Linked DNA regions of Homo sapiens: region 2 is linked to region 1. Evidence: chromatin loops called from intact Hi-C (ENCODE). Cell type or tissue: pancreas. All regions are shown on one strand. Links, peaks and the distances in the headings refer to the core of each region. The heading gives the core; the rest is flanking DNA. Region 1 overlaps FARP1 (FERM, ARH/RhoGEF and pleckstrin domain protein 1). Region 2 overlaps LOC105370328 (a long non-coding RNA gene).

Region 1 (5,385 bases), core at 238-5,237:
TGGGGACTGTCCCCGCGGGTGGAGATGAACCTGGCAGGTCTCTGCTGCTGTCCCCAAAGGCCCACACCAGAGTCCAAGCCTCCTTGAAGAGGGCGCCTCCCTGGGGAGCTGTGATCTCAGATTGAAGAACACAGGGAGAAAAGCTGAGAAACCAGAACGGCCTTGGAAAAAGTACAGAGCATGTGAAACGAGGGAAAAGATGGGAGAGAACAACAGAAACAGCGTCCTGTTACATGAGAGAGGAAAAAGGACGTTTTTGAAAAGCAAACGAAGCCGGTCTGCAGTGACTACATACTGTCTGATCCCAGCTATGTGACATCTGGAAAGATAAAACTATGGAGATGGGAAAAGGTCAGTGGTTGCCAGGGATTTGGGGGGCATCTAAGGGGGATGAATAGGTGGAGCCCAGGGAAGTTTTAGGGCAGGGAAACTGTTCTGTGGATCCCTGTCATTATATATTTGTCAACACCCAGAGAATGTACACCACCAAGAGGGGGCCCTAATGGTCAACCTTGTCAGTATTGGTTCATCAGTTTCCACACGAGCACCACGCCAATGCAAAACGCTAATAGCAGGGGAAACTGTGTGTTTAGGGGTGGACGGAAGAATACGAGAACTCTGTACTTTCTCCTCAAGTTTTCTGTAAAGCTAAAATTGCTTTGAAAGATAAAATACGTTAACTTCAGAAACTCCCATGGAAAGTGGAAAAGATGTCTGTTATCCTTCTATCTGTTGTGCCTCAGCCATAGCTCATGCCATTCAAAATACTGTGGCTATGGAACATCTTAGGTAATTCTTGCTTTTCTTTTTTTGCATAGCATTCTGCAACCCTGATCACTTCCACGGCCTCTCTCTGGTATTGCCTCAAATTGCAAAGGGTTGCTGTTTGAACACAGTGAAAAAACAAAACAATACCTCAGGATCCAGTCAATGTTACCGTGGTCTTTGTTAAGAGAGATTGACAGGAAATCCCTTGAGTGGCAATTGATCCTGTCTTTTCTGTGCTACTCACCGACCATCCTCCTCTTGTCTCTCCCTCACGAGATTCATCTTTGCTTATTTATTATTTATTTTTGAGACAGGGTCTTGCTCTGTTGCCCAGGCTTGAGTGCAGTGGCGCGATCATGGCTCACTGCAGCATCAACCTGCTGGGCTCAAGTGATCCTCTCCCCTCAGCCCCCTGAGTAGCTGGAACTACAGGCACTTACCATCACTCTTAGCTAATGTTTTTTTATTTTTCATAGAGACAAGTCTTGCTATGTTGTCTAGGCTGCTCTCAAACTTCTGGGCTCAAAGCAATCCTCCCACCTTAGCCTCCCAAATTGCTAGGATCAGAGGCATGAGCCACCACACCCGGCTGAGATACATCATTTTAATGGGAAAAAACTAAATGCTAACCCACTTAGCTAGGATTATGGGAATTAAGACAAACCCTAATGGTAATTTCATTCTATGAGTGTCTTGTGTATAGTAGGTGCTCAGTTAGCACTGGGTGGATGGACAGGTGGATGGATGGATTGAAATGGGGGCAGTATGAGCACCTTCTTTAAGGGGTTGCTAGCTTCTCTGGGCAGTTATTAGTTTTTAAGGTTGTCATACAGGCTCTGGGCAGTTAAGATTCAGGAAGATTGCTTTAAAATGTGAGTACAGGTATATTCAAAAGAGACGCTGTGTGAATTAAAACATTTTATGTTAAAGGAATTATTAATGGATTCAAATGAAAACAAAAAAAGGAAGATTTCAGATATAAGAGATGGGGCAGACTTTTTAAATGTGGTAGAGTATTAATTTAATATTTATTGACTTCTTTGGATATACTTTCACTTTTATGTCATTGATTGTAGATATTGCTGGATGATTAAAAACATATTTGCGACCAGGGGTGATGGCTCATGCCTATAATCCCAGCACTTTGGGAGGCTGAGGTGGGTAGATCACCCGAGGTCAGGAGTTTGAGATCAGCCTGGCCAACATAAACCCCATATCTACTAAAAACACAAAAATTAGCTGGGTGTGGTGGTGCGCACCTGTAGTCCCAGCTACTTGGGAAGCTGAGGCAGGAGAATGGCTTGAACCTGGGAGGCGGAGGCTGCAGTGAGCCGAGATCGCGCCATTGCACTCCAGCCTGGGCAACAAGAGCAAAACTCCATCTCAAAAACAACAACAACAACAAAACCAACCAAACAAAAAAAAAAAACTATATTTGCCTCGTACACTGATTTAAAGTCATAGAATTTACTGAAATACCTACACAGCTCTGAATCCAACATTTTTGTCATGGTTATTAGAAGAAACCAAAACAACTGACTGAAAATGAAATGTTCAGTCAGACAGTGTTTGTCCACATCTTTTTTTTTTTTGAAGTTTTGAATCATCCATTCACAGAAAACACTTGTTTTGGGTATAATGCAAAACTTTTGAAACAAAAAAACCTACTAAAAATGCTTTCGCTAAAGTGATTGGCTTTTCATTCATGCTTTGAAATAAAATTATCTAGAAAGGTTGGAGAAGGGTTTGCCGAACAGCCATCTTCCTGATGTGCCTTAGATTAGACCGGGGTGTCCAATCTTTTGGCTTCCGTGGACCACATTGGAAGAAGAAGAATTGTCTTGGGTCACACATGAAATACACTAACACTAACGATAGCTGATGAGCAAAGAAAAAAAAAAAACCCCAAAATCACCAAAAAGAAAATCTCATAATGTTTTAAGAAAGTTTATGAATTTGTGTTGGGCCACATTCAAAGCCGTCCTGGGCTGTAAGCTGCTGCTCGGCGGTGGGTTGGACAAGCTTGGTGTAGAGAGTCAAATCAGGTGATGCATGCTGATGGAAATGGCTTACAGCCTATGCCCATGGCAGCCCCGCTCGATTCTCCTTGGTGAACCTTGCTCCACCCAAATCTCAACCAGCTCACCTTCATGCCCTGAATGTTCTTCAGCATGACATCGCCGATTCTTTGGTAATCTCTGATTTGGGCATTTGAGCGGCCTTCCCTGAGAGCAAAAGCAAAGGGTTGGAAATACAAAGCATCAGTAGTGACATGACAGCCCTGGGTTACAAATATCAGCCTACCGCTTCCTTTCCAATCACCCCTCCCCGGACATCTCCTGAACTTCTTATGGGGTCATGGAATGTTATCGTTGGAAGGAGACTTGGAAATTACCCCACTCATCCTGCAAAGAATTCCACTTATGCTTTGAAAGAGACAAGAGAGAACCAATTTCCAATCCTTTTAATTTGGTTTAATTATTTTACTCTACCCATCTGCACACTGGAGTTTGATTTTAGATTAATTTTTTTCCATCCACACTTGGGTGATTTTAGCATCATTAGGTCAGCACAGAGATCATTTGCAATAAGTAGCTTGTAAACAGATTCCATCCTAGAGATGGGTACTGCTAGACACCTGCAGGAAGCAAGACTCAGCCCCAGAGGAAGGTTTCTGCTTCTAAGAGCCCTTGCCTGAAGCAGACCAATAGCTGTCCATAGCCCTTGGGAAGAGAAATGCATAACTGAGAAAGGACAGGAGATGGTACCTAAGGTGGGAGTGACGTAAATGCCATAGAATAGGGTAGGGTGTGTGGCCCAGGAAGAGAGAGAGGCGTGGAGGGGAGGGCCATGGTCCCCCAGACATATTGGGTGCTAGACAGCAAAGCTGTGGGCACTTTCAGTGAGGTTTGGGGTACACGTACACCTTTCAACGGATCAACGCAGAGAGAAATATAAAAACATGGATGGTAGTGAGTATTTACTAAGTACTGTCCATGTACCAGACACCATGCTAAGTTAATTATAGTCATGAGCCCTTTTAGTCCTCATAGAAACCGTCTGAGGCAGGTACCACTATCACCCTCATGTTATAGTGAAGGAGACAGAAGCATGAAGAAACCACGAACTTCTCTGATATCTGTTATCACGAGGTGTGAACTCGCACAGGAGCCAGCTCTAGTTTCCCAGGCCACACGCCTAACCGTTGTGCCAGTGCATAGCTGCTGACTTTCCCATCACTGAGAAAGGAATTTCCCAGAGACAATTAAAACATGGTTTTCAACAATCAACCTGGCAATTATCTTTAAACCAACTGTTCAGGAAAACCAGAAGCCAACTTACATGAAAGGAACGAATTAAACAAACAAACAAACAAACAAACAAAACTGGCACTAGGCTTCTAATAGGAAGTGAGAGATCTTCAAAGTGGAAAAAAATACCCGGCAACTGAAGTCAGGAGGGACCCGGGATCTACATACACCCTATGATGGTTAATATCGAGTGTCAACTTGATTGGATTGAAGGATGTAAAGTATCAATCCTGGGTGTGTCTGTGATGGTGTTGCCAAAAGAGATTAGCATTTGAGTCAGTTGAGTGGGAAAGGCAGACCCACCCTCAATCTGGGTGGGCACAACCTAATCGGCTGCCAGCGTGGCCAGAATAAAAGTAGGCAGAAGAACATGGAAAGACTAGACTGGCCTAGCTGCCCAGCCTACATCTTTCTCCTGTGCTGGATGCTTCCTGCCCTCAAACATCAGACCCCAAGTTCTTCAGCTTTGGGACTCAGACTGGCCTCCTTGCTCCTCAGCTTGCAGACAGCCTATTGTGGGACCTCACCTTGTGAACGTGTGAGTCAATACTCCTAAATAAACTCCTCTCATATATACATCTATCCTATTAGCTCTGTCCCTCTAGAGAACCCTGACTAATAGACACCCCACAGATATGGTGGCTAAGAACCCTCCGGCAACGCGAGAAATGGCTTCCACTGGGACACTCAGAGCCTTCCTGACTGTTGACTCAATCTCCGATACATCAAGGATCTTCTGACGAACAGAAGAGGGCAAGGAGGATGCACACGCTTAATTAAGCAAACCCAGGAGGTAGAAAAGTCATCGTGAGTAGAAACAGGTTGCTCCTGGCTTCACATTCCAGGCAATCAACAGCATTATTTATTCTATTGGTTCCAACTAAGCATATAGTGCAAATTACATCACAGGAAAGACTGAGGGCACCCAAACCTTTTAGGTAATTAAAGCTTCTCTAAAATCAAAGAAAAGAGAGCACCCCCAGGCTCCCCAAGCTCCTTCCTGGGTCTTCGTTGCTGCCCTGTGTGCTGGTGGTCTTCAACCTGGTCCATTCTCTTCCACCAACACAGCATCCTCAGTCCTCTGCGTTCTCTTAGCTGCTTTAATTGGCACCGCTCCTCTGCTAATTAAACGAATCTCTCCCCACTGCTCCCCTGAAAAGGTTCTGGGAAGATAGCTGTTAACCTCTGAACCACCAGAGCCCACCTCCCCTCCTCCTATATTCGGGCTCTCCGGGCTGGTCGGCCCCACTGCGTGGCCCTCCAAGCTCATCTGCTACGGGAAGCTTTCCTCTCCAGACTCCCTCAT
Region 2 (5,385 bases), core at 190-5,189, 290 kb after region 1:
AGAAGTCCCAACAATCCTGAGACTGTCATACTCAAGAGGCTCATTTGGAGATGTTCCAGTTGACAGTCCCAGATGAGCTGGTCTTTCAATCATCCCATCCCTCGTGTCAGAACGTGAGTGAAGAAGCCACCTCAGAATGAGTTCTCCAGCTCCCACTGTCCCTGTTCCCAGCCATCCCAACCACCCCAGACTTTTGGGTCATACCACCTAAGGACACCATGGACAGAGAAGAACCCTGTGTTCTTTCCAAATTCCCAATCCCATAAACTGGTAATTTCATGCCATTAAGCTTTGCATGACTTACTATGGAACAATAAATGAACCCACTAACCATGCTTGAGAATGATCATTCTTTAGCCCACTTTGGATATTGGCAAACTTAATATTTGTCAGTCTTTTTTTTTTTTTTTTTTTTTTTTGAGATGGAGTCTCACTCTGTCACCCAGGCTGGAGTGCAGTGGTGCGATGTAGGCTCACTGCAATATCTGCCTCCTCGGTTCAAGCGATTCTCCTGCCTCAGCCTCCCAAATAGATGGGATTACACGCATGCACCACCACACCCAGCCAATTTTTTTATTTTTAGTAGAAACAGGGTTTCATCATGTTGGCCAGGATGGTCTCAATCTCCTGACCTCGTGATCTGCCCACCTCGGCCTCCCAAAGTGCTGGGATTACAGGCGTGAGCTACCGCTCCCAGGCATATTTGTCAGTCTTACAGGCAAAAACAAAATCTCATTATTTTAAAAATTATTCATTGGCATTTATCCATTAACTGCCCTTCATGTGCTTTGCTCATTTTGCCATTGAGTTATCTTTTTTTGTTAACTCTTAATATGTTTTATATGTTAAGGAAATTAGCCCTTTGCTATCATGTAATGAATATTTTTTACGTTTTTTAATATGGTACTCTTTTTCACAACAAGTTCTTAATTTTTATGTTGTCAGATTTGTCAGTGTTTACTTTTATGCTTTCACATTTTTGTGTCATGCTTGGAAATGTCTTCTCTATGCAAGATGTTTTAAAAAATCATCATGTTTCTATACTTTAATGGTTTTATTTTTATATTTTATCATTGATCTATATCTTATTTTGGCATAAGAAATGACACATGCCTCCAACATCTTTTTTCCAAATGGCTGAGCAGATACGATTTGAAAACCCATCTTACTTTCATCTTCCATACCTGTTTAAAATGCCAACTTTGTCCTACCTTAGGATCCGCTTTTCTATGAATATTCTTTTCTACTTATCTGCCTATCCCTGTGCCAGTTACCAAAATGTTTGTGTTTATGGCTTCATAATGTATTTTACTATCTGATACTGCTTGGACCCCATAATTATTGTTAATTTCAAAAGTTTTCCCAGCTAGTCTTACATGTTTGTTTTTCCACATGAATTTTGGTATCATTTTGTTAAGCTCTGAAAATAATCATATTACAATTTTGATTAGAATTGCTGACATTTTGGGCCAGGCATGGTGGCTCAATTGCTTGAACCCGGGAGGCAGAGGTTGCAGTGAGCCGAGATCACGCCACTACATTGCAGCCTGGATGACAGAGCCAGACTCTGTCTCAAAAAAAAAAAAAGAGTGCTGACATTTTGACCTTCAACTTCAACTTTTTGGACTTGTATTATTATTTCCATTTTACAAAGGAGAAACTGAGACACAGAGAGGCTAAGTAATTTACTCAAGGTCACACACAGTACACAGCCAAGAAAGAGATTCAGACTCAGTCAAGCTTCAGAGGCCACCCTCTTAGCCATGATCCTGTGTTGTGCCTCCATATTCAAAAATCTAGGACAACTGGAGAAAGCATTCAAAATGCACTTTTTTAGGATAGAAAATAGGATAGGATAAAAAGTGAAGACTTCAGGTCATTTATTTTTCACTTCACTTTCAAAAGGAGAACTTCAGAAGGGAAGCAAAAGAAGGTCATAGACTGAAATCATTTTCAGTCTGGCCTACGATCTTGCCCTTTGATTCTCATCTCAGAGAAAGAAATGATACATAAAGGGAAGGTATGTCATTGTTGATGACTACCTGAAGTATTTTTGTTGTCCAGAAATGCATTGAGTACCACACACCCAATAAGAAAGCTAAAATTTGGCTGGGCTCAGTGGCTTACACCTGAAATCCCAGCACTTTGGGAAGCCAAGGTGGGTGGATCACCTGAGGTCAGAAGTTTGAGACCAGCCTGGCCAACATGGTGAAACCCCATCTCTACTAAAAATACAAAAAATTAGCCGGGCGTGGTGGCAGGCGCCTGTAATCCTAGCTACTCGGAAGGCTGAGGCAGGAGAATCACTTGAACCTGGGAGGTGGAGGTTGCAGTGAGCCGAGATCACGCCACTGCACTCCAGCCTGGGCAACAGAGCAAGACTCGATCTCAAAAATAAAATAAAAAGGCTGATTGACAGATATGTGACAAAAGAAGTAGATTAAAATTTTAATAGAATTGTAGTGGTGACTAGAGGGACATTCACTGTAAAATTCAACTTTGTTGTATGTTTGAACGTTTTATAATAAAATGATGAATTCTACTCCTAGGTATATATTCAAGAGAAATGAAAACATGTCCACAAATTCATATGAGCATTATTCAAAGTAGCCAGAAAGCAGAAACAACCTGGAAGTCCATTAAATAATGAATGGACAAACAAAATATGGTGTATCTATTCAATGGAATATTATTTGGCAATAAAAAGAAAGTACTGACGCATGCTACAACATGGATAAACCCTGAAAACATCATAAGTGAAAGAAGCCAGACACAGAAGACCTTATAGTATATAATTCTATTTCTAGAAAAGATCAAGAGTCAGCAAATCTGTAGAGACAGAGTAGATTAGAGATTGCCAGAGGCTGGGGAGTTGGAGGAGAATGGGAAGTGAATGCTAGTGGGTACAAGGATTCTTTTTTGAGTGATGAAAATGTTCTAAAATTGTGGAGTTGATTGTGAAACTCTAAATATACTAAAAGCCACTGAATTTTACACCTTTTTTTTTTTTTGAGATGGAGTCTTGTTTGGTAACCCAGGCTGGAGTGCAGTGGCGTGATCTTGGCTCACTGCAACCTCCACCTCCCAGGTTCAAGTGACTCTTGTGCCTCAGCCTCCCGAGTAGCTGGGATCACAGGTGCACACCACCATGTGCGGCTAATTTTTGTATTTTTAGTAGAGATGGGGCTCACCATGTTGGCCAGGCTGGTCTTGAACTCCTGACCTCAAGTGATCCACCAGCCTCGGCCTCCCAAAGTGCTGGTATTAGTGTGAGCCACCATGCCAAGCTGGATTGTACACTTAAAATGGGTAAATTGTGTGGTGGGTAAATTTTATGGTATGTAAATTATATCTCAATACAGGTGTTAAAAATAAAATGTCAGAAAAAATATTACCTTCAGCCCTATTATCACCTGATTAATTGCTGTATCAACTACAAATTTCTTGCTGTAAATGAAGAAAAAGATCATCATCATAAATTCGAATATATTCTGTATATATTAACACTAATTTCTTAAGGAATTTCTAAATTCAATTCATGGTATTAATCTTTGATTCATCAAACTGGTTCTAACTGGAGGACTCTAATATTCTTTCAAGTGTCTTCTTTTTTTTTTTTTTTTTAACAATTGCTAGTTACAGATAGCTCAGGATAGACTCACATGGTATTTAAGGCTACTAAAGTCAGAGGCTACTAAGGCTACTAAAGTTTAAATGCTTAAACACTGCCCTGCTCGTCACTTTAGATCCCTGGGAAGTCCCAGAGGCAGAAAGAAAGAGACAGAGCATGACAGTGCATGTGAAATGAGGAAGTTATTCTTTAAACAAGCCACTGGTTCTCAAACTTGAGTGCATACTGGAATGGCCTGGGGACCTTTGATAATGCACTGATGCCTAGGTGCTCCTCCCCTTCCAGAGATCTTGATGTCGCTGGTCTGGGGTGCAGCCTGGGCATTAGGATCTTTTAAAGCTCGCTAGGAGATTCTAGCATACGGCCAGATTGAGAATTATTGGCCCAGGACAATCACCCTAGCTCTGGGAGGGCCAGGCTGGAGCAGAGGCTTAGCTCAGAACCTAAATCCAAATGGTGCGGGGATTCACCCTTCTCCGCATGACCCCAAGCTGCACGAAACTCAGGCAAGAGTGAGTGAGCACAGATGGAGAGCGCAAACATGGCGCCTTAACGTCATCCTCATCCTCTAATTCTAAAGATAGAATTCCAATCAAACTCTATTAAAAGATAGTTCATGAAAAGCTTTCCTCTTACCCTGTTCACCTGTTGCTGCTATCTGCCCTACCTCCAAACAGGTCACCTCTTTATCTTTACAGCTGCTTCTTTATCTTTCCAGAAAAAGACATGTTTATCTTTTAGCTTCTTCTTTATCTCTCTAGAGAATTCAAGCCAACCCAGATATATGTTGTTTTTTTAACAGCAAATATAGAATTTCATGCTATTTTTTTCCCAGGAAAATGTCGGAAATAATTTCATATCGATGCTTAAATAATTTCATATCAATTTCTCTCTCTTTTTTTTACATCTACATAGTATTCCATTATATAGGCACACCATAATTTACTTTAAGAATTACTTATTGATGGGCATTTAAATTGTTTCCTAGTTGATATTATATCCAAATGCTTCCATGGATAACCCTGTTCATGTCATTTTGCACAGATACTAATATAACTGCAGGATAAATTCCTACAAGCAGAATCCCAGGGTCAAAATGTTGTACATTTGTAATTTGATAAACATCACAAAATTGTCCTCCATGGGGTGATTGCGATTGATACTTATACCAGCAACATGAGATTCTTCTTCGCTCCCGGTATCCCACCCCCAACCACCTCACCAGAGTAGGCTGTCACACTTCTAAGTTGTTTGCCAGTCTGATAGGTTAAAAAATGATGTCTCAGCTGGGCTCTGTGGTTCACACCTGTAATCCCAGCACTTTGGGAGGCAGAGGCAGGCGGATCTTGAGGTCAGGAGATCAAGACCTTCCTAGGCGGGGTGTGGTAAGATCAGCCTGGCTAAGATGGTGAAACCCCGGCTCTACTAAAAGTACAAAAAAATTAGCCAGGCGTGGTGGTGGGTGCCTGTAGTCCCAGCTACTCAGGAGGCTGAGGCAGAAAATTGCTTAAACCCGGGAGGTGGAAGATGCAGTGAGCTGAGATCACACCACTGCACTCCAGCTTTGGCGACAGAGCAAAACTCCGTCTCAAAAAAAAAAAAAAAAAAAAAAACCGTCCTGGCCAACATGGTGAAACCTAGTCTCTCGTCTCTACTAAAAAAACAAAACTTAGCCAGGCATGGCAGTGCACACCTGTAATCACAGCTACTTGGGAGGCTGAGGCAGGAGAATCACTTTAACCCGGGAGGCAGAG

The links. A loop is a pair of places that touch in the nucleus more often than their neighbours do. Peaks named below come from ENCODE experiments on the same cell type or tissue, not always from the same donor. Only the 100,000 strongest peaks of a DNase experiment are listed, where the experiment ranks them.
Region 2: a loop joins it to region 1, with 2.7 times the contacts of the local background. A loop is called at or near these places in 17 of 110 quality-filtered maps.

The regions. Positions count from the first base shown.
Region 1 is chr13:98,422,180-98,427,564 of GRCh38, reverse strand. FARP1 (FERM, ARH/RhoGEF and pleckstrin domain protein 1) reads right to left here. Exons shown (of 27, transcript NM_005766.4): 17 at 2,915-2,993. Among named protein-coding and RNA genes, the nearest start is that of FARP1-AS1, 11 kb to the left of the region's middle. In pancreas, for the core only: no CTCF peak of the experiment used is centred there; no DNase peak of the experiment used is centred there; H3K27ac peaks cover 629 bases.
Region 2 is chr13:98,132,538-98,137,922 of GRCh38, reverse strand. All of the region lies in intron 1 of LOC105370328 (a long non-coding RNA gene), which reads left to right. Among named protein-coding and RNA genes, the nearest start is that of FARP1, 7.9 kb to the left of the region's middle. In pancreas, for the core only: no CTCF peak of the experiment used is centred there; no DNase peak of the experiment used is centred there.